Regions from separate parts of the Homo sapiens genome. Here all the other regions are linked to region 1. A link is a loop called in an ENCODE intact Hi-C map of the cell type or tissue named here. Cell type or tissue: PC-9. All regions are shown on one strand.

Region 1 (8,000 bases):
TTCTTTTTTTTCTTTCTTTTCTTTTCTTTTTTTTTTTTTTTTTTTGTAGAAACGGGGTTCTACTGTGTTGCCCAGGTTGGTCTCAAACTCCTGGACTCAAGCAATCCACCTGCCTCAGCCCCCCAAGTAGGCAGCACACCTGGCTAATTTTTTAATTTTTTTTTTTTAAGAGACAGGGAGGGGTTTCATCCTGTTGCCCAGGCTGGTCTCAAACTCCTGGGCTCAAGGGATCCTCCCATCTTGGCTTCCCAAAGTGTTGGATTACAAACAGGTATGAGCCACTGCACCTGGCCAAGATTTAATTTTTTCAAAATAACAAGACTGCCAGAGAGGTTGCTAGGTAAGAAAGCTGCTGCGATTTTGCAGATTTTGCATCTTCAGGTGTTGTGTGCGTGCCTGCGTGAATCTGCTGCAGCCCCAGAGGCAGGTGTTGTATCCTCTCAACTGTGAGACTTTCTGAGTGTCCCTCATTAGTGCATTGGGTTTCTCAGAGGAGATTCTTGTAGATTCTGTTAGTGATGTTCATCTTGAAGATAATTTAGGATTACAGGAATTTCTTTTGGAATCCTAAGCCTGATTGCTCCTCCCTCCCCGACAACTAATCATGAGCCCAAAGGAGGAAGAAGAGGAAATCTGAACCTTCACCACCCACGGTCCCATTCTTAAACTGAATCAGTAATTGAATGCTATTAAGCAAAATTAATTTGCCTCCTGCAGGAAGGTTTATGATGAATGAAAGGATTGCTGATCTGGGAGGGAGCCAGGCTTCCCTCTACTCATCAATATTTCAGAGCCGTAGGCAGTGTCAGGAAGGTAGCTGTCCTGGCTCAGCTGACCTTGAGCATGCATGAAGGTAGGATCCAGCCAGGGAGGTTGTACTGAAAGGGCTTATTACAAGTCACTTAATGATAACTTCAGTGAAATTTGCAAAATGCATCTGTGGGTTTATTGAATTTACACCCTCAGCTAGTGGGAGACCCCCCCAGGTGGTTCTCTGGGACCAACCTGAGACTAGTCCCAGTGGAGGTCACAGCTCTGTGCAGAGCTGAAATGTTTAATGCTGGCTCTCTGGGGGGAAAAAATTCCTGATTTGTAGCATCTGCCAATTCCTGTGATGTCAGTATACTCCCACCATAGCCAGGTTACAGCTGCTGACCCTGGGGCGGGAATCGCCTGTGCAAGCCAACTCCAGCTCATGGGGCTCACTGGGGCTGTGCTGCTCCCACATTTTTTCCTGGTGATTGGAGGAGAGACCGCCCAGCGGACTTGATTCCAGATAGATGGATGTGCCTCTGAGTGGTCCTCATCTGCATTAGAGGTGGCCTCTTGACTGAGAAGGTATCTGAATGAGGCTTACTTTTAAAAATGAGAAGTTAACGAGCTCTTCATTTTGTTCTTTCTTCTCTCTAGCTGCTATTAACTTAGCAAAGCTGAAACTTTTCAGACATTATTACGTCTTGGTAAGTAAAAAAAAAAAAAATCCTCAATCTATAAATAAAATCAATTCAAGGAGTAGAGCAAATGAACTTCCAAAGGATTGGTGAAAGCACAAGATGTGCCACCTGGAGCTGAGCAGTGTGGCTTGCTTTTTTTTTTTTTTTTTTTTTTTCTGGAGACGACGTCTAGCTCTGTCACCCAGGCTGGAGTGCAGTGGCACGATCTTCGCTCACTGCAATCTCCACTTCCCGGGTTCAAGCTTTCCGAGTAGCTGGGATTACAGGCACCTGCCATTACACCCAGCTAATTTTTGTATTTTTAGTAGAGACAGGGTTTCGCAAAGTTGGCCAGGCTAGTCTCAAACTCCTGACCTCAGGTGATCCACCCGCCTCGGCCTCCCAGAGTGCGGGGATTACAGCGTGAGTCACTGCGCCTGGCCAGTGTGGCTTGCTTTTTTGCTTTTTTTTTTTTTTTAAGACTGGGTCTCTCTATGCTACCTTAAGATGGACTCCAACTCCTGGGTTCAGAGCTCAAAAGATCCTCCCGCCTCAGTCACCTGAGTAGCTGGGACTGCAGGTGTAGGCCACCATGCCTGGCTTTCATTTTATAAAATCTAGCTGTGTCTTTCAAAATGGGAAATTAAATATCTGAGTTCCTTTTTTTTTTTTTTTTTTTTTTGAGACGGAGTCTCGCTCTGTCGCCCAGGCTGGAGTGCAGTAGTGCGATCCCGGCCACTATTTTTACTCATTTAGAAAAATGGGATCACACTGTCATGTTCTTCTGCAGCCATTTTTGTTTTATTCATTTAAAAAATTATTGGAGTATCAGCTGGGTGCGGTGGCTCATGCCTATAATCCCAGCACTTTGGGAGACCGAGGCGGGCAGATCACGAGGTCAGGAGATCGAGACCATCCTGTCCAACATGGTGAAACCCCATCTCTACTAAAAATAAAAAATAAAAAAATTAGCTGGGCATGGTGGCGTGTGCTTGTAGTCCCAGCTACTTGGCAGGCTGAGGCAGGAGAATCGCTTGAACCCAGGAGGCTGAGGTTGCAGTAAGCCGAGATAGAGTGCCACTGCACTCCAGCCTGGGCGACAGAGCGAGACTCTGTCTCAAAAAAAAAAAAAAAATTGGAGTATCTACCTCTCTCTTCTTTCAAATTTCCCTGCAGAAAACTAGTTACATGTTGTGGTAATAAATTTTCCTTAAGAACAGAAAAGTTAAGACAGTTTTTTTAAAACCTAAAACAGGACTCTGATGGACATGAAAAGTTCTATCAGCTAGCACCAAAAGACAGAGCTTGCTAGAAATTATTAGGATCATAATTTCTTGGAATATATAAGGTATAGGCCTCCCAGAGTTAGTTTGCTTCCTGAGTCTTGAAAGAACGTTTCCAAGTCTTTTTTTTTTTTTTTTTTTTGAGACGGAGTTTCGCTCTTGTCTCCCAGGCTGGAGTGCAATGGCGTGATCTCGGCTCACTGCAACCTCCGCCTCTTGGGTTCAAGCGATTCTCTTGCCTCAGCCTCCCGAGTAGCTGGGATTACAGTCATGCGCCACCATGCCACGCCTGGCTAATTTTGTATTTTTAGTAGAGACGGGTTTTCTCCGTGTTGGTCAGGCTGGTCTCGAACTCCTGACCTCAGGTGATCCACCCACCTCGGCCTCCCAAAGTGCTGGGATTATAGGCGTGAGCCATCGCGCCCGGCCCTGTTTCCAAGTCTTTCATCTGTTCGTTTGGCATTGTCACTTCAGACAGTTCCTTTGCTCAAGCAAACATCAGACTTCAGTGGTAGAGAGAGATGCAAGAGCAGACACTCCACTTGGGGTTGATTTTTTTTTTCTTTCTTTGTTTTATTTTTTCTTTCCCATGGATTTTATGTCATCCACCAAATAGGCACAGGTCATCACAGAACCTCTCTTGTTGCATGCAGTGATAATGAGTGGTCCTTGACCAGCAGGCCAGCTGAGCTTAGTCCCCTTGCACAGGCCATGCTCTAGTGGCCAGCACATTGAGTCTTTGTCACTGCAAGGAGAAATGAAGGCATCCTGTCTTGCTAGAGAACTTGGTAGTATTTGTACTTCTGTGAGTGTGGACCTCGAATGCTTGCAGCATCTGCCAGAGAAGAGGACAGAAGTCAGTAATTTCCCTGTGTGGCTTTATTTTGCTATTACTACTGGTAAATATTCCTCAAAGCCTGAGCATAAGAAATAAAATCTTTGGAGATTGAAATCAAGGGCTTATGTCTGTGGATAGGGTGAGGAAGGGTTAAGAACAACCTGACTAAAGTGTCTTGTGCTCCCGGTGGGTGTGGCTGTTAGCAATATCTTGGTCACCTGGAGAGAGAGAAGAAATTCAAGTGTAACTAGCAGAGTAGCCATGTCTCTCCGCTGCACGTATTAATTCACACTGTAAGTGTCACATACTTTTCTTTGAGTGATTCTGTTTTCTGTTTCCTAGTTCATTTGTGAAAGCAAATTGTTAAAGTGGTGTCCTAATTTTAATGTTGATCTGATTTCCTGTTTCTTTCCTCCTCATGCAGATTGTGTGTTACATATACTTCACTAGGATCATTGCATTTCTCCTCAAACTCGCTGTTCCATTCCAGTGGAAGTGGCTCTACCAGGTACGCTGCTCACAGGGCAGAATGCCAGAGAATTTATGCCTGAGGATAAAGTCTTGAAGTGTAACTTAACAGTTGTTACTAATTTATCTGGGAATGACCACTAAGACCTTCCATCTCTTCTTTTTTTTAACTAAAAATTTTTTTTTTAGTTTTTGAGACAGGGTCTCACTCTGTCACCCAGGCTGGAGTGCAGTGGCGCAATCTCAGCTCACTGCAACCTCCACCTCCCGGGTTCAAGCGATTCTCCTGCCTCAGCCTCCTGAGTAGCTGGGATTATAGGGATGCACCACCATGCCCAGTTAATTTTTGTTTTTTTAGTAGAGATGGGGCTTTGCAGTGTTGGCCAGGCTGGTCTCAAACACCTGATCTCAAGTGATCCGCCCACCTTGGCCTCCCAGTGTTCTGGGATTACAGGTGTGAGCCACCACACTTGGCCTCCTTCCATCTCTTCTGGCCTATAATTGAGATGATCTGTTTGTCCAGAAATGCTGCTGGATTCTATGAGGAATCTGAAAATAATTGCATTCTTGATTTTAGTTTTCAGTCTTAAAAGTCAAGAGAAAAGCTTCAGGTAGAGAAAGATTTGCCCTGAATCATTAGAACTTAGATGAGATGTGGTCCTTTCCTTTAGTTACAGGGCTGAGTAGTTAGAATTCAGGCTGCCCTTCTTCTTTGCCCATTTTATTATTTCGATAATAAGTATCTTTGCGACAAACTAGAACTAGCTTAACTACTAGAGGAAGCCACCAAATGACTTTTTTCTTGAATAACTCACTGGGTGCTGTAGGCACTGTGGGAGGAAGTGGGTATGTGGTGAGCTCTTAAAAGCTACCCATGAAGACTGGTGAAAGCACAGCAGAGCACAGCCTCGGAAATGTCAGCCCTGGGCAGGACACTCCTCGTTTAGGCCTCGGCAAGTCTAAGGAAAATGCCCTGTAGCAGGAAGTGGCATCTGAGTAAAGAACCATCGAGTGGTGGGTTGTGGGGAAATATGTCAGTTTGTTGAATTCCACTGCTTTCTGAAGAACAGTGTTGCTAATCTCTTTATTTTGGGGTGGTTTTTAAACTTGCAGCTCCTGGATGAAACGGCCACACTGGTCTTCTTTGTTCTAACGGGGTATAAATTCCGTCCGGCTTCAGATAACCCCTACCTACAACTTTCTCAGGAAGAAGAAGACTTGGAAATGGAGTCCGTGTAAGAAATCTTTCTTCCCTCTTCCTTAGCCCTGACCCCTTTGCCTAACACAAAGCAGCACAGTGTGAATCGGGTCGGCTGCTCTCAGCATTTCGTGGCTGCAGGGGTGGTTCCTCTATTTTTAGCAGAAGGAAGCGGACACTGGAGCCCCAGGCTGTCTGATCTGGTTTGAAGTACAGTATCTGCCAAACCTAGCTGGGTCTTGTCAGGGAAGATGGAACTTGCCGTTCCACTAAGCATCATTGGAGCCTGCTTTCAAGAACTCAGTGGCAAGAACTTAGGAATATACGTGGCCAGTTCACGAGGGAGAACAGGGGGCCGACTTTCTGTCAGGCCCGCCATCAGGCGCTTACGTCTGAAAATGGAATCTTCTGAGTCATCTCTAAGTCTGCTAATGATCCTCAGACATCCTCTATCGTCAGATAACTGCGTGGCTTTTCACAGCACAATGACTTTGACCTATATCTGAGCACTAATAGGGGCTTTTCTGAGTCACACAGTGAATGACTCTAGGGTCCTATTTTCTGGGAAAGGGCCATCATTGTCTAGAAAAATGAGTAGTGATTAAGCATATTTGCTTGTTAACTGAAATTTGATAAGCCAGGTCAATGCTGTGTTTGATGATTAGCCTAAGGCAGAGTTTTCCCTTCTTGGTTCACTGGTATCAAGTGTTCTGCCCCCAGCCCTGGCAGCCTTTGAATTCTTCCCAATTCAGAGGCTGAGACTCGGCCCATGCTAAGCTCTGCTTGGCTGTCAGCGGGTCAGGCAGCATGGGACAGCTCTCTCTGCTCAGCTCCACGGCAACAGTAAAGGAAGGCAGGTCCTGCCAGCGGGCGCCAAACAGCATCTCCCCATGCAGAGGAAGAAACACCTCCTTCTAAACAGTGGAGAGGAGTGCAGGAGGCCCATCAGCTGTGCCTTTCCCAGAAGTGGCAGGATCTGAGCAAGTGTCTGTTGGTTGAAGAGGCACACATGTCAGGCTGGCAACCAGCAGCATCAGGAAATAACCTAAGACGCGGTGTGTTTATCATTCCCCTGCTGGGAGCCTTTGGCTTGGTCCGTCCGCATAACACGGGGTTCTTTGGGTAGGCAGCTAGAAGCCGAGCGGCCGGGTCGCAGCATCGTCTCCTTTACTGCATTGTACTCCACAGTCGTAATGGGAGGTTCCCGCTTCCCACATCCTTTCCCTCAGCCGTTACATCTTGGAGCCTGGATGCATTATGAAGGTATTTTTGTTTCGTGGCAACAATTTTTTTAAAATTTTGTTTTGGTGCTTCTTTGACAACGCGGCCCACGCAGCTGCCCTCTGTGCAGCCATTACCCCACCAGGCCTGACACAGCTTCTCTCTCTGGGCCTGGGTATGAGGGCACAGTCCAAAGTAACACTGACTTTCTCTCTCTTTCCCCTTCTGTTTCTTTGACCATCTCTCTTTAGGCCTACCAGTTTTGGCAACAGAAGTTACCGGTCAATAATCAGCAAGTTAAAAAGTATCGGATGCGATTTCAATTATCAGACTTGGTAGCTGCCTCCTAGGCTGTGGGTATCCTCAATGATCTGAATTACTTCTGTCATCTTGAGGAGTGAGAGTGGAAGGAAATGTTTGGTGTGGGTTCCTGGGCCAGGAGGTTTTCTCCCTGGGGTTCCCATTCCAGAACGCTGTCCTCATTCATGGTTGCTGTTCACCTTTCACCACTCCCTGCATTATTTCATGTGGGCGAGGAACGTGTGTGGAAATGGGGATTGGGGACTAATAGACTTGTCTCTTCACCAGGTCTCCCCACACTTCCAGACCAGAAAACACTTTTTAGTTATAGAAATGGATATATCGGCTGGGTGCAGTGGCTCATGCCTATAATCCCAGCACTTTAGGAGGCCGAGGCAGGCAGATCACGAGGTCAGGAGTTCGAGACCAGCCTGGCCAACATGGTGAAACCCCATCTCTACTAAAAATACAAAAATTAGCTGGGCGTGGTGGCAGGCACCTGTAATCCCAGCTACTCGGGAGGCTGAAGCAGGAGAATCTCTTGAAATCGGAAGGCGGAGGTTGCAGTGTGCTGAGATCACGCCACTGCACTCGAGCCTGGGCGATGAGAGTGAAACTCCGTCTCAAAAAAGAAAAAAAAAAAAAAAACGCATGAATCCGTGGACCACTTAGGCCCAAGCCACATTTGATTGCAGTCTTGTGTGGCAGAAGGAACCTGTGTCCCATTTGGCACTTTTGGTTGCAAACACAGAGACTTGGGGCTTTGCAAGGAAAGGGGGTTACTGTTTAGATGTCAAGGAAAGAACGCTTATCTGCGGCGGTCGGATGTTGGCCCTTCAGCTGTTCGGTCCCTTAAGTGTTTGCACCAAAACTAGGACACCTAGTGAGGTGGCTGCGAAGCTGCTGAAGCCCCACCGCCGTATGTTCCTGCCAGGGAGGCTTTTGGGTGTTCATCTGACCCAGGTCTCTCTTCTCACTGCTGCAGAGCCTGAGCTTCCAGGACCGTTGCGGGCGCCCTGTCTGCAGGGGGCTAGCCAGGTTTCCTCACATCGTGGGGGCCCCAGGTGTCCCTTCAGCTTCCCAGAGGTTTGCTGGGGGAACAGGATGTAGCGCCTACCCCACCCTGGGCATCTGCCATCAGGTTTCTTCCTCTCCTTGAGTTCACTTCTGCCACTCCCAGTCCTGGCCACACACTGAAGCTCCCTGTCACCCGCCCTGCCTGTGACAACCTCCTGCGCTACCACACACCCTTACTCCCG
Region 2 (8,000 bases), 320 kb after region 1:
TCTTTCAATAAATAAGGAAGAAAAGTGAACTTCTTCTGACCAAAAAAAAAAAAAAAAAAACTATGAAAAACCTACAGCTAACATTGTACTTAACGGTGAAAGACTGAATGAATCCTCTGCCCTAAGATCATGAACAGGGAAAGGATAACTACTCTTACCAATTCTATTCAACATTCTACTGGGGATACTGACCATTGCAATAAGGCAAGCAAAAAAGGTACAAAGGTAATAAAGGGGAAAGTAAAACTGTTTCTATTCATAGACAACATTGCTGTCTACCTAGAAAATCCTAAGGTATTTACAAAAATCTACTAGAGTCAATAAGTGAATTTAAAAAAAGTTGCAGAATATAAACCTAATTTACAAAAGTTGATTTTATATGCCAGGAACAATTGGAAAATAAAAATATCATGTATGATAACATCAAAAAATTAAAATTCTTAGAAGTAAATTTGATGGAAGATAGGCAAAACTTATACACATAAAACATTGCTCAGACATCTAAACCAGGATGGATCTCTTGGTACCTCCACTGAAATTGAAGACTTACCCTGATTTGATGATTACACATTGTATACACGGATCAAAACATCACATGTACCCCCAAAATATGTATAACTAAGATATATCAGTGAAAAATACAAAAAAAAAAAAAAGAAAGAAAAGAAACTGAGGACTTTTATACCACCTATCAAAGATGTCTCAACCTACCAGGTCTTCCTCTCCACTGTATGGAAGACTTAGGCCTTTGCCTGGGCACAGGCCTCCACCAGGCCAGTCATCCAAGGTGTCCAATAAATTAGTCATCTCAGAGCTGGGCCCTGGAGTACCCATACCTGTGACCCCAAGAAACTATCTCTTAAACAAACAAACAAACAGAACCTCTCTGGCTGTTGGGGAGGAAATGTTGGAGGGGCAACTAGGGTAAGTGGAGGAGCCAGCAAAGAGACTTAAGTAAGAAATTATAATGGTCTCAGTAAGAGAAGATGGTGGCCCTGTATGGAGGAAGTGGAAGTGGAGAGAAAGGGGCAGACTTGATATATTTAGAAGATATGAATGTTGTTGGGCACGGTGGCTCACACCTGTAATCCCAGCATTTTGGGAGGCGGAGGTGGGTTGATCACCTGAGGTCAGGAGTTCAAGACCAGCCTGGCCAACATGGTGAAAACCCGTCTCTACTTAAAATACAAAAATTAGCCTGGTGTGGTGGCGGGCCTGTAGTCCCAGCTATTCAGGAGGCTGAGGCAGGAGTATTGCTTGAACCGGGGAGGCAGAGGCTGCAGTGAGGGTGCCACTGTACTCCAGCCTGGGTGACAGAGCAAGACTCCAAATTAAAAAAAAAAAAAAAAAAAAGGAAGGTATGAGTGTCTCAGATCCCAGTGCCTTTGTTTCTCCACCTGCTCAGGCCTAGGTGCTGCTTTGTTTTTAGGAATGCCACCAAGATCACTTACCTAGAAGGTGCAAAGGCTCCTGGAGGACCCCTGACCTAGGTGTGGGCAGGGGGTAAGATGAAAGTCAAAGGCCATGGTGCCCCAGTCTCAGGTGGGGGAATCCCTTTGGGCCACGCCCCACTTTGGCCCTCAGCACTGCTCTGCAGGGTAAGGGCCAGGGCAGGGTTGAAGGTCCCCCTGGCCGATGGAGGGGTCCAGGCAGAATGGGGCTCATTCAGAAGCTGGCCAGTCCTCCCTCACCTTGGTCTCTGCCTCTGGGCAACCACTCACCCTGCTGTTGGTGGCAGGACGGTGGGGGTGGGGGGCGGGGTGCTGCTGGCAGTTTGGGCCCCTGTTTTCTTCTCAGGAGCGCTGTGACCTCACTGTCCCTCATGTCACTGGTGCATGTGAGTTAGGAAGGGTCTGTCCCCTAGGCTGGAACCATTTCTGCGGCAAGGAGTAAAGGTCCCAGCAGCCTGTGACCCTGGGACTGTGACCTCAGTTCAGCTCAGGCTGGAGCTAAAGCAGAGGGTTTGAGCCAGAGCTTCAGACACTGGATTCTAGCTCCGCTCTGCCACTCACATGCTGTGTGGCCTTGGGAAAGATACACCGTCATTCTGTGCAGCAGGTTTCTGCCCATACCATTGAGATAACAATCACAGGTACTTCATACAGGGTAGTCGTGAAGGTGAAAACAGAATGCTTGCTCTTTCCAGGGCGACCCTACCAATGAGAAAACAGGCTGCAGTGGGGAGTGACCGCCCCAAGGACACACAACTGCTGCAAGGGTGTCATTGTGTAGGTGTTCCTCACTTGCCTCCTGCTAGTGTGGGAGGCCCAGAGACTCCACGAGACCCCCAGCTGCTCCTGTGAGAGGGCTGAGGGGGGCCAGCTGTGATACCGCCTCCCATCTAGAAGGGGCCTCAAGCCACCCATGTACACCCAGCCCCACGTGGCTCACCAGGGGCCCCTTTGCCATCAAGGGCCACATCCCAGGTTTAAGTGTCAGAGAACTAAGGGGCTTAAGAGAGAATCGAGCTGTGGCTTTGTTTGTGAATTGGTTTGATCCTTTTTTCCTTCTAGAAGGACTCACAGCTACTGTTGCTTGCCATGGGCTTGAGGGGGTGGTGGGGGCTGACTGGCAGAGGGGCTGAGAGTGGATGGTGATTAAAAGGAGCACTGACTCCAGGGTAGCGGCTGGGCAAGGCTTGGGGCTCCCACCTCCCCCAGGTTCAGAGCCGGCTGAGGACCGGGAGTCCTCCCTTCTGGGGTCAGTGCTCACTATGGAGCAACTGCCTTGGATGGGGTCCCAGGACTTGCTCTTTTACTGGGGCTGTGGTTGCAGTGATCAGGGCTTTGGAGCCGGCAGACCAAGCTGGGAAACTCCTGAGGTAGAGAAGCTGTTGAAGGCGGGCCTGGGGTCACAACTCCCAGCTGCTTTTTACAAGCAAGAGACTTCTCTCTGAACCTCAACCTTCCCTCCTGTCTAGTGGGTTCGCAGCCAGACAGTCTTTTACTCACTGCTTACTGGGTGCCCTCTGGAGTCTGGGCAGGTGCCAGGCTCTGAGAAGACAGGCCAGCAATCAGCCCTGGCCTAAGGGATGAAAGCCGGGCCTTCCCGCGCCGGCTCACCTCGGTTTTCTCATCCTTACTCGGCTACCAGAGGCTATGGTTGGGGAGGGAGGGGGCTCTGGGGGCTGCAGAAGGCCCAGGCTGCCGGCACCGGATAGAAGTGAGCACGAAGCTCCCTGCGCCAGTGGAACTTTTATCCCGGCTCCCACCGCGAAGCGTTTAAATTGCTTCCCCAGGGCCAGGAGGCAAGTCTCTCGAAGGACGGCTGCGGCCACCCTCCGCCCCTGAGTTACATGGGTCGCAGCCACTGCCGCCCTCCTTGGCGCCTCCAGCCCGCGGGCCAGGGCCAGGAACCGCGAGCCGCCTGCGCCCCCGCCGGCGCGCCCCTGGGAGGGTGAGCCGGCGCCGGGCCCAGGCCCGGACCTGGTGGGAGGCGGGGGGAGGTGGGGACGAGGCCTGGGGAGGCGGGCCCCGCCCATCTGCAGGTGGCTGTGAACGCTGAGCGGCTCCAGGCGGGGGCCGGGCCCGGGGGCGGGGTCTGTGGCGCGCGTCCCCGCCACGTGTCCCCGGTCACCGGCCCTGCCCCCGGGCCCTGTGCTTATAACCTGGGATGGGCACCCCTGCCAGTCCTGCTCTGCCGCCTGCCACCGCTGCCCGAGCCCGGTAAGGAGCCCTCGGCCCCTCTCGCTGCCCACTCCCTAGCCGAGAGCACCCGCTTCCCGGGCCCAGAGGAGGAGGCGTAGAAGACGCCCGCCCCGGGGCCCGCGGAGGCAGAGGGCGGACCCCGATCGCCACTCGCCGGGGACTGGGACCGAGGCAGGAGGGAAGGGGCTCCCGATGCTCAAACGCCTGGCACCGGATTCCAGGTTTCTGGAGCGTGGGGGACGCGGCGGGGGCGCGAGTCCCCGGGGGCGCGAGTCCCCGGGTCCGAAGAGCGGCTCGGGTTATTTGTTCCCTGCGCAGCCGGGTCCTTTCTGGACTCCTTGTCGGATCCGGCTTCCTCTGTGTCGTGAAGCCCCCACATGGAGACCTGGGGAGTCCGGAGCGTGTGGGGGGGCTCCCGATTCTCTCTCCCTCTCTCGGACTCGCCGTCTGTCTCCACCTCTATTTCTCTGCGTAAAACCAGGAGTCCAGCCCCTCTGGGGCTTGGACGTATCGCTTTCCCCGCAGCCTCAGTTTACCCTGGACAGATGGGCATGGTGGCCCTGGCTCCCTTCCCTGCAGGGGGCGGCAGCCACCTGGCCCTCCCCGGTGGGGCTGGCGGCCTCGCGGCGGGGTTTCCTGCTGGCCTGGGCTGGGCTCTGTGGGAGGGGCAGTGCCAGGAATATTTTCTATTCGGGCTGCTGTTGCCTTTGGCCCCTGGGCGGCTGCGCCCTCCAGGGAGGCAGGGTCATTGTGAAAGAGAGGAAACTCCTCTCCCAGGCGGCCAGGGCTGTTCCTGAGGAGGGCTGGCCTGGCCTCAGTATTCTTCTCTGAGAAGTGGAGAGTCCACTCCCGAGCAGCCGAGTCAGGCTGCAGGTCTCAGGGCAGGAACAGACCTGTTCTCTCCCCAGGGGTAGATCAAGACCTAGGGGACTTGGGCTTTGATCCTCCCGCTCCCAGCAAGCACAAACCCAGTGATGGGGAGAGCTGGTGAGGCCTTGGCTCAGCCTCCAGATTCCCAAGCTTCCTTTTCATTTTCTTTTCTTTCTAAAAATTTATCAGAGATGTGGACTCGTCATGTTGCCCAGGCTGGCCTCGAGCTCCTGGGCTCAAGCGACCCTCCTCCCTCGGGCCTCCTAAACTGCTAGGATTACAGGCTCGAGCCACCCAAAGTGCCTGGCCCCCAAGCTTCAGTCTGTTAGAGCTGGCTGGGGCTGAGGGCTCAGGAAACATTTGCAGATACTGTGCGGCTGCTAAGGGCTCTGTAGACTGTTGGGTGCTGGGCCTGGGTCCAATTGCACAATAACTGTGCCTGGGGTTAGGTTCTGATGAGAGGGAGGGAGAAGCAGCCACACGGACTGGGAAGCTTGGCTAGGAGCAGGAACTGGAGGAGTCTCCATTCCAAACTCCCTCTCCCTCCCAGACCCCTTAGGCCCAAGGCCTAGGGCGGGGAAGTTTGGGGGTGGGGGCGGGACCCTGTCCTGGCGGGGCCATCTGTGCACCATGCTGAGAAGTAATTCTGGTTCTGCTCTGTGGGGGTGGATCAAGTGAATGAATAGTGACTCCTGCCTGCTGAGCGCCTGGCCGGTGCGGGGGCAGACACGTCGTGAGAGGGAAGGGGAGGCCCCACTCTCAGCACAGTCTCCATTCCTGAGTGCTTGGGAAGCAGGCCCAGGGCCGCAGGAGCCTTGGGGTGGAGCCAGGCCCAAAACAGCCTGCTGCACAAGCGCTTCCCCCTCCCAACCCGGGCCCATCTCATCTTTGGCCTGCTGGGAGGCCAGCCAGGTCAACCAGATGCCTCATCTGAGCACTGACTACACAGTCCCTGAAGTCAGTGGCTTGCCTGTGGGCACCAGGCACCCATGTGGAAAGAGGTAACTTCGCTGGAATTCAGAGTCTAAGGCTCTGATTTCTGATGTAGCTTTGGGCAAAGTTGATCTTCCAGGGCGTGGCTCCCTCCCCAGACTTGGGGTCGACCAGGCACCCATAGGCACTTTGATATGAGTGGAACGAATGAATGAATGTGCCCTTCGTCCATCACCAAAGACAAACCGAGCTCAGCTGAGTTAGAATGTCAGCGAGGGGTTGCAGGGGAATCTTCCACGGGGCAGTAGGCCTGAGCTATAGCACACAGGCTCTCCAGAGAAATAGTGGGCAGGTTGGCCATGACTCACTGGGGGGCTGGTTTTCTGGAAGGTGTGTAGAGTGAAGGGGAGATCTGAGGTCTCCTAGGAGCCAGGGAGTGGAAGGCCTAGTGCAGGGAAGAGCAAGTGGCCTGCAGTCAGGCTGGGTTTGAAGCCGCTAGCTTGTGACCTCGGCTGGCCGCTTAGCCTCTGCCTCCTCCTTTGTAAATAGGTGGTAATGGCAGTCTCCACCTTGAGAGGATGCACCTGTGACTGTGAACATAGTAGCCGCTCTTGTTGTCATTCCAGCTCTGACGTTTTCAAGTAGCACGAGTTTTCCTTAGTGTCAAGTGAGCGCCCAGGCTGGCCTGTTTGCTGGAAGCTGGACAGATGGCTGTGGCTGGGGCCACAGAGAATGCCATCCCAATGAAAGCCAGGTGGCTCTGGTACCTTGACGCGAGGCCACCTTCCCTCCTCCCAGGTGTCTCTTCCGGGGAAGGAGGGCTGGAGGGCAGTGGGCATTTGCCAGGGAGCTGGAGAAACCTGCCGTGGCCCTTTCTGGGGGATGTGGTGGGGGTGGAGCTGGGACTAGGGGAGGCTGAATTCAGCCAGGATCTGCCTGCCAGGCGCAGCTCCCAGGAAGAAAGCCCAATGTCTGGGAGGGTCAGAACCCAGAGGGCTGTCAGGTTGTACAGATGAGGAAATTGAGGCTTAGCAAGCCAGGAACTTGGCTGAGGTCAGCCATAGCAGCGGTGCACAGAGCTTAGTGGGCACATACATGCTTGGTGCCCAGCTCTGGGCTCCTTCCCCCAGCATCTCACCCAATCCTTACAGTCGCCCTGTGGGGAGCAGGCTGTTTGCACCCCTATTTTGCAGCTGAGCAGTTATGCTAGAGAGCTGAAGCCACTCAAACCCATGTCTGGTGGACTTGACCTCTGTCCTGTGCCTGGAGTGAGCGCTCACTGGATTGCAGCTGTGGTTCCTTCTCTCCCTGTCACTTCCTCCCCCGACATCAAACCCTCAGTTTCATTTAGTTTTTGCCTCGGGCTGCAAATGCAGCTTAGGGACCTGCGGAGGCTGAGGGAGGGGGGTGCCCCACCCGCTGCTGGGAGGGCAGGAGCAACGCTGCTGTCTGATTGCATCATTTTCCCAAGCCCATCTGCCCAGCTCATTTCTCTGCATGCATACACTGGCCCCAACACCCACACACGTGTGCATGCACACAGGCACACATGTGCAAGCCCAAACACATCACACACATGCATGCACACACATTGTGTACTCTCAGGTACGCACCCCTGGGTGCACACAGGTGTGTGCGCGCGCACACACACACACACACACACACTGTCTCAGGTACACACGCCAGGTCCATGCATTGCTTCACACTGCCCAGCCCCAGAGGCTGAAGGCCTCAGAGCCCACACCTGCCCAGCTACAACCTGGCAGGCAGGAGGGGCTCACTGGTTTCTTTTGGTTTATTTAAGACAGAGTTTCACTCTGTCACCCAGGCTGGAGTGTGGTGGCACGATCTTGGCTCACTGCAACCTTTACCTCCCAGGTTCAAGCGATTCTCGTGCCTCAGCCTCCCAAGTAGCTGGGACTACAGGTGTGTGCCGCCACACTCAGCTAATTTTTGTATTTTTAGTAGAGACGGGGTTTTGCCACGTTGGCCAGGCTGGTCTGGAACTCCTGACCTCAAGTGATCCACCCACCTCGGCCGTCCAAAGTGCTGGGATTACAGGCATGAACCACTGTGCTCGGCCATGAGAGCATGTGTAGGACTCCACAGCTTCAGGGCACCCCAGCCCTCTTTTTGCGGTGAGGAGCTGACCTCCAGAGAGTGGAACTAGTAGCATTGTTCTAAGTGCCTGCCACAGGCATCTGGGAGATGGTCCCTGTTTCCATGGAGCTCATAGTGGGGGAGAGGGCAGTTAGAATACAGCATGATGGCCGGATGTAGTGGCCCATGCCTGGAATCCCAGCACTTTGAGAGGCTGAGGCAGGCAGATCGCTTAAGTCCAGGAGTTCGAGTCCAGCCTGGGCAATGTAGTGAAACCCCATCTCTACAAAAAATACAAAAATTAGGCAGGTGTGGTGGCATGTGCCTGTAGTCCCAGCTACTTGGGGGTGGTGGCACTGAGCTGGGATGGGAGGATCCCTTGAGCCCAAGAGGTGGAGGCTGTGGTGAGCTGAGATTGCATCACTGCACTCCAGCCTAGGTGACAGAATG
Region 3 (8,000 bases), 61 kb after region 1:
GGGCTCCTCTCAGGGACCCACAGGCCTGGATTCAAATCCCAAGGCCTCTACTGGTTAGTTCTGGGACCTTGGTCTGGCCTTTCCCACCGAGCCCTCAGACTTCATCTGTGAAATGGGCAGATGCCTCCCAGGATTGTGGATGGCATTCATGCGAAAACATTGGTGACAGGGCCTGGCACGGCTTATCCCAGGCTTTTAATCCCTCCTGATGCATCCCCGCGCCTTCACCTATAAAACAGGAAGACAATGCCTCTTGCAGACTTTTTGCTAGGTTGGATGAGGGAGCCATGCAGCGTGCTAGGGCAGCCCAGAGGCACCTTTTCTTTCTTTTTTTCTTTTTCTTTTTTTGTTTTGAGACAGAGTCTCGCTCTGTCACCCAGGCTGGAGTGAAATGGTGCAATCTCGGCTCACTGCAACGTCTGCCTCCCAGGTTCAAGCGATTCTCTTGCCTCAGCCTCCCAAGTAGCTGGGATTACAGGCGTGCACCACCACGCCTGGCTAATTTTTTTTTTTTGTATTTTAGTAGAGACAGGTTTTCGCCATGTTGGCCAGGGTGGTCTTGATTTCCTGACCTTGATCCGCCTGTCTCAGCCTCCCAAAGTGCTGGGATTCCGTGAGCTGAGATTGCGCCACTGCAGTCCAGCCTGGGCGACAGAATAAGACTCCGAGACTCCGTCTCAAAAAAAAAAAAAGGGGCTGGGGTTACAGGTGTAAGCCACCGCGCCCGGCCATCCCAGAGGCAGGCACCTATTCATCGGACCCAGCCCTCTGCTTCCTCCCACTGGCCATGGATGGGACCCATCCTCGTCCACACTCGCATCAAAGCCCAGCGGCTACTTCCAGGGGGGATGTCCTTGGGCCCGGCCTCCTCCTCAGTCCTGGTGGTGACGACATGTTTCATAGTCCCCCTTGATTCAGCTGGGAGCTGTGAGGACCGACTGCATCTTATTGCATGACTGCGTCTCGTTGCGTGGCTGCCGGAGTAGCCCCTGCTCCTAGAACAGAGCCTGTGCATATTGTTGGAATGAATGAGAAAACAAGTACATAAACGAGCAAGCCAATGAATGAACGAAGTTCCTTCTTATCCATCTTGGGCTTTGCTTTCCGTTTCTGTCCAGCCCTCTCCTACCTCCTGGGCTGGGGGAGGGGGGTTTTCCTCCGTGGCTGGGGGATCCTGAGAAGTGGGGTGTGGGGAGGCTGGGCCCCAGCTGGCCAGGCCTCGTGAGGACCCCAGACCCTTCTCACCTGCTGGGGCTGGGGAGTTGAGGAGGGGTCCAAGCCGCCAGCCAGCCAGCAAGGCCCCTCCTCCCGGCCCTGCTCCTGCCTCTTTGTAGGAACCGAAAGATTCCTGTTCAGAGGCAGGAGCTGGGGCTATTTTTGGCACTGTGGGGGAAACAGCGAATGCTTTCCTTCTGTTCAAAAATATATGGTGTGTGTGCTGGGCAGAGGAGGAGCTTGAGAGCTCAAAGCCTGCACTGGCCGGGTTCTTGCCCCTCGGCCAGTGGCCCCACCACCCCCTGCGCGCCCAGCAGCCCACACAGCCTTGCCGGGCCATTGTTGTCTTCAGGCTTTCCGTGATGAGGCCTTTGCTGCGCCTGAGCGCAACATGATCTCAATTAAAATGAAGAGCAGCTGTCAAAATCGCTGAGCGAAGCCTGCCTAGGTGCCCCGGCCATGATTCCCCAGCTCAGGTTCTGTGGAGCTGGGGACGGCCTTGAGAAGAGATCTAGGTGCATCTCAAGGAAGGAGGCATGGCCAGCAGGGAGCAGAGGGGAGGCCCTGGGTCCTGTGGGGGGCATGTGTGGCCAAACGGGTTCCTGGGCCACCTTGCCAGCCCTCACTCCTTGATTTAGAGAATGTTTATGGAACAGCTGCCTCGTGTTAGGCCCTGCGGATGCTGGGGCCACAGGGCAGGCTGGCTGGCTGGATTTCTGGCCCTGCTGGCATTCACAGTTTGGCGGGGAGGCAGATGTCAGGCTGGGATAAGCGTCAAGACAGGGCTTTGCACAATGGACTGGGAATCTCCCTGGTCTGGGGTGCATCTGGGAGGGCTTCCTGGAGGAGGTAATATTGTAGTTGAGACCCGGGGCTAGGGTTGCCAGACATACTGAAAAATGATTTGCTGTTTACCTGATATTTGAACTTAACAGGGTATCTGTATTTTTGTTTGCTGAATTTGATAGTACTGCTTGAGGGAGATGAGAAGTTTGCGGGGAGGGTTTGTGTGGGGGACGATGAGAGTGCTTCAGGCAGCAGGAACAGCATGTTCCAGGTCAGTCCTCACCTTCCAGGGCTCCCGAACCCCCAGCCCCAGGAAGGGGTGGGAGACACAGAGCTGGTCTCCATCACAGCTCAGGCAGAAGCCAAATTGGTCACAGAAGCCACACGGTCACATCTAATGTCATGGCCAGTAGAGCAGGGAGCCCTCTGGATGGAAGCCCTGAGAGGGTCCCAAGGAGGTGTCAAGGTTTGGCAACTCTGGGGACATGAAATTGCACGGTGACTGCAGCATAGAGGGCCTGTGGCCGTGAGGGTGCTGATGGCGGGAGGGCCCTGATGGCAGGAGGGCCCGTGCTGTGCTCAGCCTGGCTCCAAGCACGAGGGGCACTGACGAGCGATTGAGCAGCTCAGAGGTGAGCTTATGTGGCCAGAAGCAGATCCGCGGAAGTCCCTTGGCCTCTCCAAGCTTCGGTTTCCTGGTTGTGGAGTGGGGTTGCTGATGGCCCCTGCTTTAGGAGGTACCTGGAGAGGCGGGGCGGGGGCGCGGGCAGTGAGTTGGTCCCTCAGAGCTGTTGGCTGACCCAGCAGGGCAAGGGCTCCGCTAGGAGGAGTGTCTCGGAAAGCAGGGGAGCAATGTGAGGCCACAGGGCACACCTGGGAGACGGGGGGCCCTGCCCAGGGAGGCACCGGCAGGTATCCCAGTCAAGGTCAGGGTCCGGCCTACAGCGAGCTCTGGCCAGGCTGATGTGTCCGAGTCTGTGCCTCTCTGTGCCCCGTCGCTGCCATCCCTGGGTCCTCCTGCTCTCTGAGCACCGTGACAAGGACCCTGATGAGTCACTCTGTGCCTCCTCCAGGAGGGCAGGTCAGGGCCGAGCCTCCACCCTCCGCTCTTAAAGGGCCAGAGCCGGAGTCAGGGCTGCTGCCTGCTGCTGGCCAGGGCTGCCTCTGCCTGGGCTCCAGCAGCAGCCCTCGCCACCCCTCCCAGCCAGTTGCCCTGGAACACATGTCCTAAAACCTCCTGTGGTCCCTGCAGGAGCCGTTCTGCCCTGGTGCAGCTCAGGGGCCAGACCTCGGTGTTTCGGAAGCAGATCCACTGCATTCTGGGAGGGGAGGTGCTGGCAGTGGCCAATGCTGGTTCCACCCCTGGTGCCACCGTTGCCCAGTCTCTGCGTCCCTGCCAATGCCATCTCCATCTATCCCTGTGTGGAGGGCCTCGCACCTTCCCTGGGGTCTCTCTTCACCTCTCGCCTCTGTTGCATCTTGGGAGCCTCACAGTGCTTCCATCCAGAGGGCTCCCTGCTCTACCGGCTATGACATTAGGTGTGACCGTGTGGCTTCTGTGAACAATTTGGCTTCTGCCTGAGCTGTGATGGAGGCCACACAGCTTTGTGTCTCCCACCCCTTCCTGGGGCTGGGGTGGGGGTCCCTGGAGGGCTAGGACTGAAGCAGGAATGTGGGGACTAGGGTGGGGGAGGCAGATGCCACATGATCCAAAGTGGGGAGATGGGGGGTGGTGGCCTGCTCGGCCTCTTGCAGTTCCTGCCCCTGTGGGGTGCCCCCGTTATTAGCCCTGGCCATCTGGTCTTGTCTTTGGGTGCTGTGACACCTATATTAATAGTAGTGGCAATTGTTAACATTTTGGGATACTTGCTGTGTTCTCTCCACCTGGACCACACCACGCTGCCTCTGGATAAGGTTTTGTTCTAGTGTGATGTGGCTTCTTGTGGTTCCTGAACTCGCCAGGCTCTGGATGGCCTCTGAGGCTTGGACCTGCAGCCTCTCCTGGAAAGCTCTGCTTCTTCTTCTTTGCCTGGCTGAGGCCTGCACATCAGCCCTTTCCTCAGGGAGCACGCCTGACCCCCTAGGCTAGGTTGGGTTCCTGCTTCACATTTCATTAATCCTGAACTTTCCTTTTTTTTTTTTTTTTGAGACGGGGTTTCGCTCTTGTTGCCCAGGCTGGAGTGCAATGGCTCGATCTCGGCGGAGCCTCCTGGGTTCAAGTGATTCTCCTGCCTCAGCCTCCCGAGTAGCTGGGATTACAGGCATGTGCCACCATGACCTAATTTTATATTTTTAGTAGAGACGGGGTTTCTCCATGTTGGTCAGGCTGGTCTCGAACTCCCGACCTCAGGTGATTCACCCGCCTTCTTGGCCTCCCAAAGTGCTGGGATTACAGGCATGAGCCACTGCGCCCAGCCTCTTTCCTTTGTTTTTCTTTTTTGAGACGGGGATCTCACTTTGTTGCCCAGGCTGGAGTGCAGTGGTGCAATCTTGGCTTGCTGCAACTTCTGCCTCCTGGGTTCAAGCGATTCTCCTGTTTCAGCCTCCCGAGTAACTGGAATTACAGGTGCCTGCCACCATGCCTAGCTTATTTTTGTATTTGTAATAGACACGGGGTTTTGCCATGTTGGCCAGGCTGGTCTCAAACTCCTGACCTCTGGTGATCCGCCCGTCTTGGTCTCCCAAAGTGCTGGGATTACAGGCATGAGCCACTGGGCCCAGCTGAGCTTTCCTTTCTTATTATGACAGATAGACAGCTGTGTGGGTGTGTGCTAACAGGGTGTGTCTCCCCTGTTGTATCAGGGACTCAGAGGACAGGAACCTGTGTCTAGGTCATTGCTGTGTCCCTGGAGCCTGGCTCAGGTTCTGACCCATTGAGTGTGCTCAGAAATTAATTGCTGGATGAAGGAAAGGGTGAAAATCCTGTTTGTTCCTTTAACCAGCCTGCAAGAAACGTATTGTGACCGCCACTATTCCCATTTTACAGCTAAGGAAACTGAGGCTCAGAGAGGTGAATTTAGTTACCCAAGGTCACTTGTCTACAGGGGCTAAAGAATGAGTCAGTTTAGACAAAGACCCTTTCTACTGAGTAGGTCAGTTGCTTCAGTGCCTTCCACAATGTCTGACCTTGGCAGTGTTTGGGAAATGCTTGTGGAATGGGACTGATCCGGATCCCTGAGTGCCGGGGTCGGCTCTGAAATGTTTGAGAGGGTCCCCACCAGGAATCTTGAGAAAACTCCACACACCCAAGATTTCCCCAGGGTCTTGGCCAGCCACGGTGGCTCACGCCTGTAATCCCAGGACTTTGAGAGGCCGAGGTGGGCGGATCACTTGAGGTCAGTAGTTCGAGACCAGTCTAGTCAACATGGTGAAACCCTGTCTCTACTAAAAATACAAAAATTAGCCGGGTGTGGTGGCGCGTGCCTATAATCCCAGCTACTCAGGAAGCTGAGGCAGGAGAATTGCTTGAACCTGCTTGAACCCAGAAGGTGGAGGTTGCAGTGACCTGAGATTGTGCCACTGCACTCCAGCCTGGGTGACAGAGCTAGAAGATAGACTCCATCTCAAAAAAAAAAAAAAAAAAAAAATATATATATATATATATATATATATATATTCCCAAGGTCTCGAAGGCCCCAAAGAGGCAGAAGATGTGGCTTACTTCCTTTTGGAAGATTCTGAGCTGAGTCTGGCAGGAAAGATGGCTTGAGCCAGGGGGTAGTTCTTGTATGTTTATGCAAGAGAGAGAGAGAGAGAGAGAGAGAGAGAGAGAATATATGTGGTCATTGGAACAAGTTCCTTTACTAGCCAGAAATAACTTTGGGTTTTAGAAAATAAAAGTAGCCCTGTCTACTTTCCAACTTACCCACCTAAAACAAGAACATGCATTCTGTGAGAACACACATACATTGAGCACCTACTATGTGCCAGATGCTACCATTTGGCTGCAACTTAGGCAGACATAGATCCTGCCCCATGGAGCACCCAGCCATTGGGGAAGGTCCAAATCGGACAAAAGCAGGCACTCACAGAGACAGAACAAAACCATTTCTCATACAGCTTCTCTGAGGCCACTGTGTACATTTTCAACTGGTTTCTTTCCATCTATTTTCTACGTATGTAACTATGGTAGGTTTTATCGCCCTTAGTTTTCTGGTGAGAAAACCAAGGGAGGTTAACCGACTTGTCCAATGTCACACAACTGGAACATGGTAGAGCCGGGATTTGAACCTATGTCAGTGCGACTTGATCTGGGTCACTCAGCCAGTCAAAGCAAGTTAACAGATCAGCAGATACTGAGGACCTTTGCCTGCCAGCACCAACGGCACTTTGTTGGGGCGTCAGAGATGCCAAAGATTCAGTAACTCTTTGACAGCGTGCGGGAGGTGGGCAGGATCATCCTTGGGGATGATATCTCCCAGCTAAAGCCTTCCTGAGCCTGGACTCTGGAGTCGATAAACCTGGCCTCCATCTCCACTCCTCCACCCCTGACTGCGTGATCTTGGTTGAGTGCTTTGCCTCTCTGTGAAACCGCAGTTTCTTGGAAGTGGGCTGGCAGGGACCCCCGCCTGTCAGCACAGGGCCTTGGGGAGGATCCCAAGGGGCTGAGAGGGAAACGGGGCTTTGATTTTGAATCTGAGCAGCTCTAAGCAGCCTCTCTCCTGGCTCCACTTCCTGCGGGAGCGGCAACAGCTTCCCATCTTGGTGTCTGCCCCAAGGCCTGGCCCTCTGACTTTTATTCAGACACCACGACTCCTCATCGGCACAGCATCTCCAGGGCGCCCACCATGTGCTGGGCTCAGTGCTTGTGATGTGTATCCTCTCGTTGGCCCCTGACAGCGGGGCAGGGAGCACGCTGACCCAGGCCACGTGGCGACTGGATAGTTGGTAGACCCATCTGTGCAAAGGCCCTGGGTGATCCCTGCTGGACTGTGTGTCCCAAGCCGAGAGCCTGGCTTTAGAGGGCCTCGGGCAGGAGAGCCAGGCCTGGGTGCAGAGCGGTGAAGAGCAGCTCCCGGGAGCTGGGGCTGAAGGTTACCTGGCCTGGCCCGAGTCTGCCCTCCGGGGCCAGGGACTCCATCTACTCGCCATTCCTGAAGACAGGCTGGGAGATCCCCCAACAGGTGAAATACCCCCCGATTCGAGTGCTCAGCCTTCCTCCCACCAGCCCGGAGGCTCTGGCATCTTTTACATGGAGGCGAGGCAGCCGTGGGGATGTAAGGAAGGGAAGTGGGGGCCGGTAGGGGGTGGTCAGAGCCTGGTCAGCTGGATGGCCGTGGGCATGGGGCTCCCCTGATGAGCCCAGGTGCCTCATCCTGAGACAGATACAGCAACAGCCCATGGCCCCCTGGGCTGTGTGAGACGCTAATGAAATGAGGGTTCAGGCTGGTGCCGGGCAGACCGCAGTCAGCACCCGATGGCGACAGTGGCCGTCACAGCTGCTCACTGCTGCACATGGCGGTCTGATGGCCCTGGTGGGCAGCCTGCTTGGAAGGGGCAGCGAGCAGAGCAGACGGGGCCCGCCCACCTTTCCTGCCAGCCGCTGTGTGCCCCAGCCCAGTGCTGGACCAGTCCTGGCTGGCACTCAGCGAACTGGGGTGGAGACAGTGACTGCCAAGGAGGCTGGGACACCACTCCCACAGTGGGGACACGTGATGGGGGGCTGGAGGGCAGAAGGGCTGGGGAACGCGCGGCGAGTGGGTCAGGGCGAGGGGCTCCTGCAGCGGCTTTGCTCAGCCAGGAGTGCCCGGGAGCTCTGGGCAGCAGGCCAGGCCTCCTTTCTGGGGCAGCTCAGGCCTGGTGCTGGGGCCCAGCTGCCCTTTAGCCAGGCAGTGGTGGCAGACAGGTATGGGATTGGGAGTGGGGGGTGGTCTCTCTTCTCACCCTGGCAGGGGCATCGAGTAATAAGTACAACAGCAGTGATGATCATGCTGACTGCCTCGTGCCAGGCAGCTCCTGCGTCTGCTGTCACGTTACTCTGAGCTTGGAGGCAGTGCCGC

Evidence for each region. Hi-C counts contacts between places; a loop is a spot of excess contacts. Peaks named below come from ENCODE experiments on the same cell type or tissue, not always from the same donor. Only the 100,000 strongest peaks of a DNase experiment are listed, where the experiment ranks them.
Region 2: it touches region 1 in a loop (4-fold over the local background); 2 of 110 quality-filtered maps call a loop at or near these places.
Region 3: a loop joins it to region 1, with 3 times the contacts of the local background. A loop is called at or near these places in 20 of 110 quality-filtered maps.

What each region holds. Positions count from the first base shown.
Region 1 is chr9:130,123,505-130,131,504 of GRCh38, forward strand. It overlaps GPR107 (G protein-coupled receptor 107), which reads left to right. Exons shown (of 18, transcript NM_020960.5): 15 at 1,411-1,460; 16 at 3,979-4,062; 17 at 5,136-5,257. Among named protein-coding and RNA genes, the nearest start is that of GPRACR, 17 kb to the right of the region's middle. RefSeq lists an enhancer at 5,454-5,673. In PC-9, no CTCF peak of the experiment used is centred here; DNase peaks (open chromatin) are centred at 3,767, 4,077 and 5,767; H3K4me3 peaks cover 1,643 bases; H3K27ac peaks cover 4,346 bases.
Region 2 is chr9:130,441,331-130,449,330 of GRCh38, forward strand. ASS1 (argininosuccinate synthase 1) reads left to right here and starts at 3,631. Exons shown (of 15, transcript NM_054012.4): 1 at 3,631-3,665. RefSeq lists a silencer at 3,434-3,553 and enhancers at 4,434-5,101, 5,771-6,438. In PC-9, no CTCF peak of the experiment used is centred here; DNase peaks (open chromatin) are centred at 3,571, 4,341 and 5,391; H3K4me3 peaks cover 2,707 bases.
Region 3 is chr9:130,184,293-130,192,292 of GRCh38, forward strand. All of the region lies in intron 1 of NCS1 (neuronal calcium sensor 1), which reads left to right. Among named protein-coding and RNA genes, the nearest start is that of NCS1, 16 kb to the left of the region's middle. RefSeq lists enhancers at 1,374-2,215, 2,216-3,058, 3,059-3,900 and a silencer at 5,074-5,423. In PC-9, no CTCF peak of the experiment used is centred here; a DNase peak (open chromatin) is centred at 3,059; H3K4me3 peaks cover 699 bases.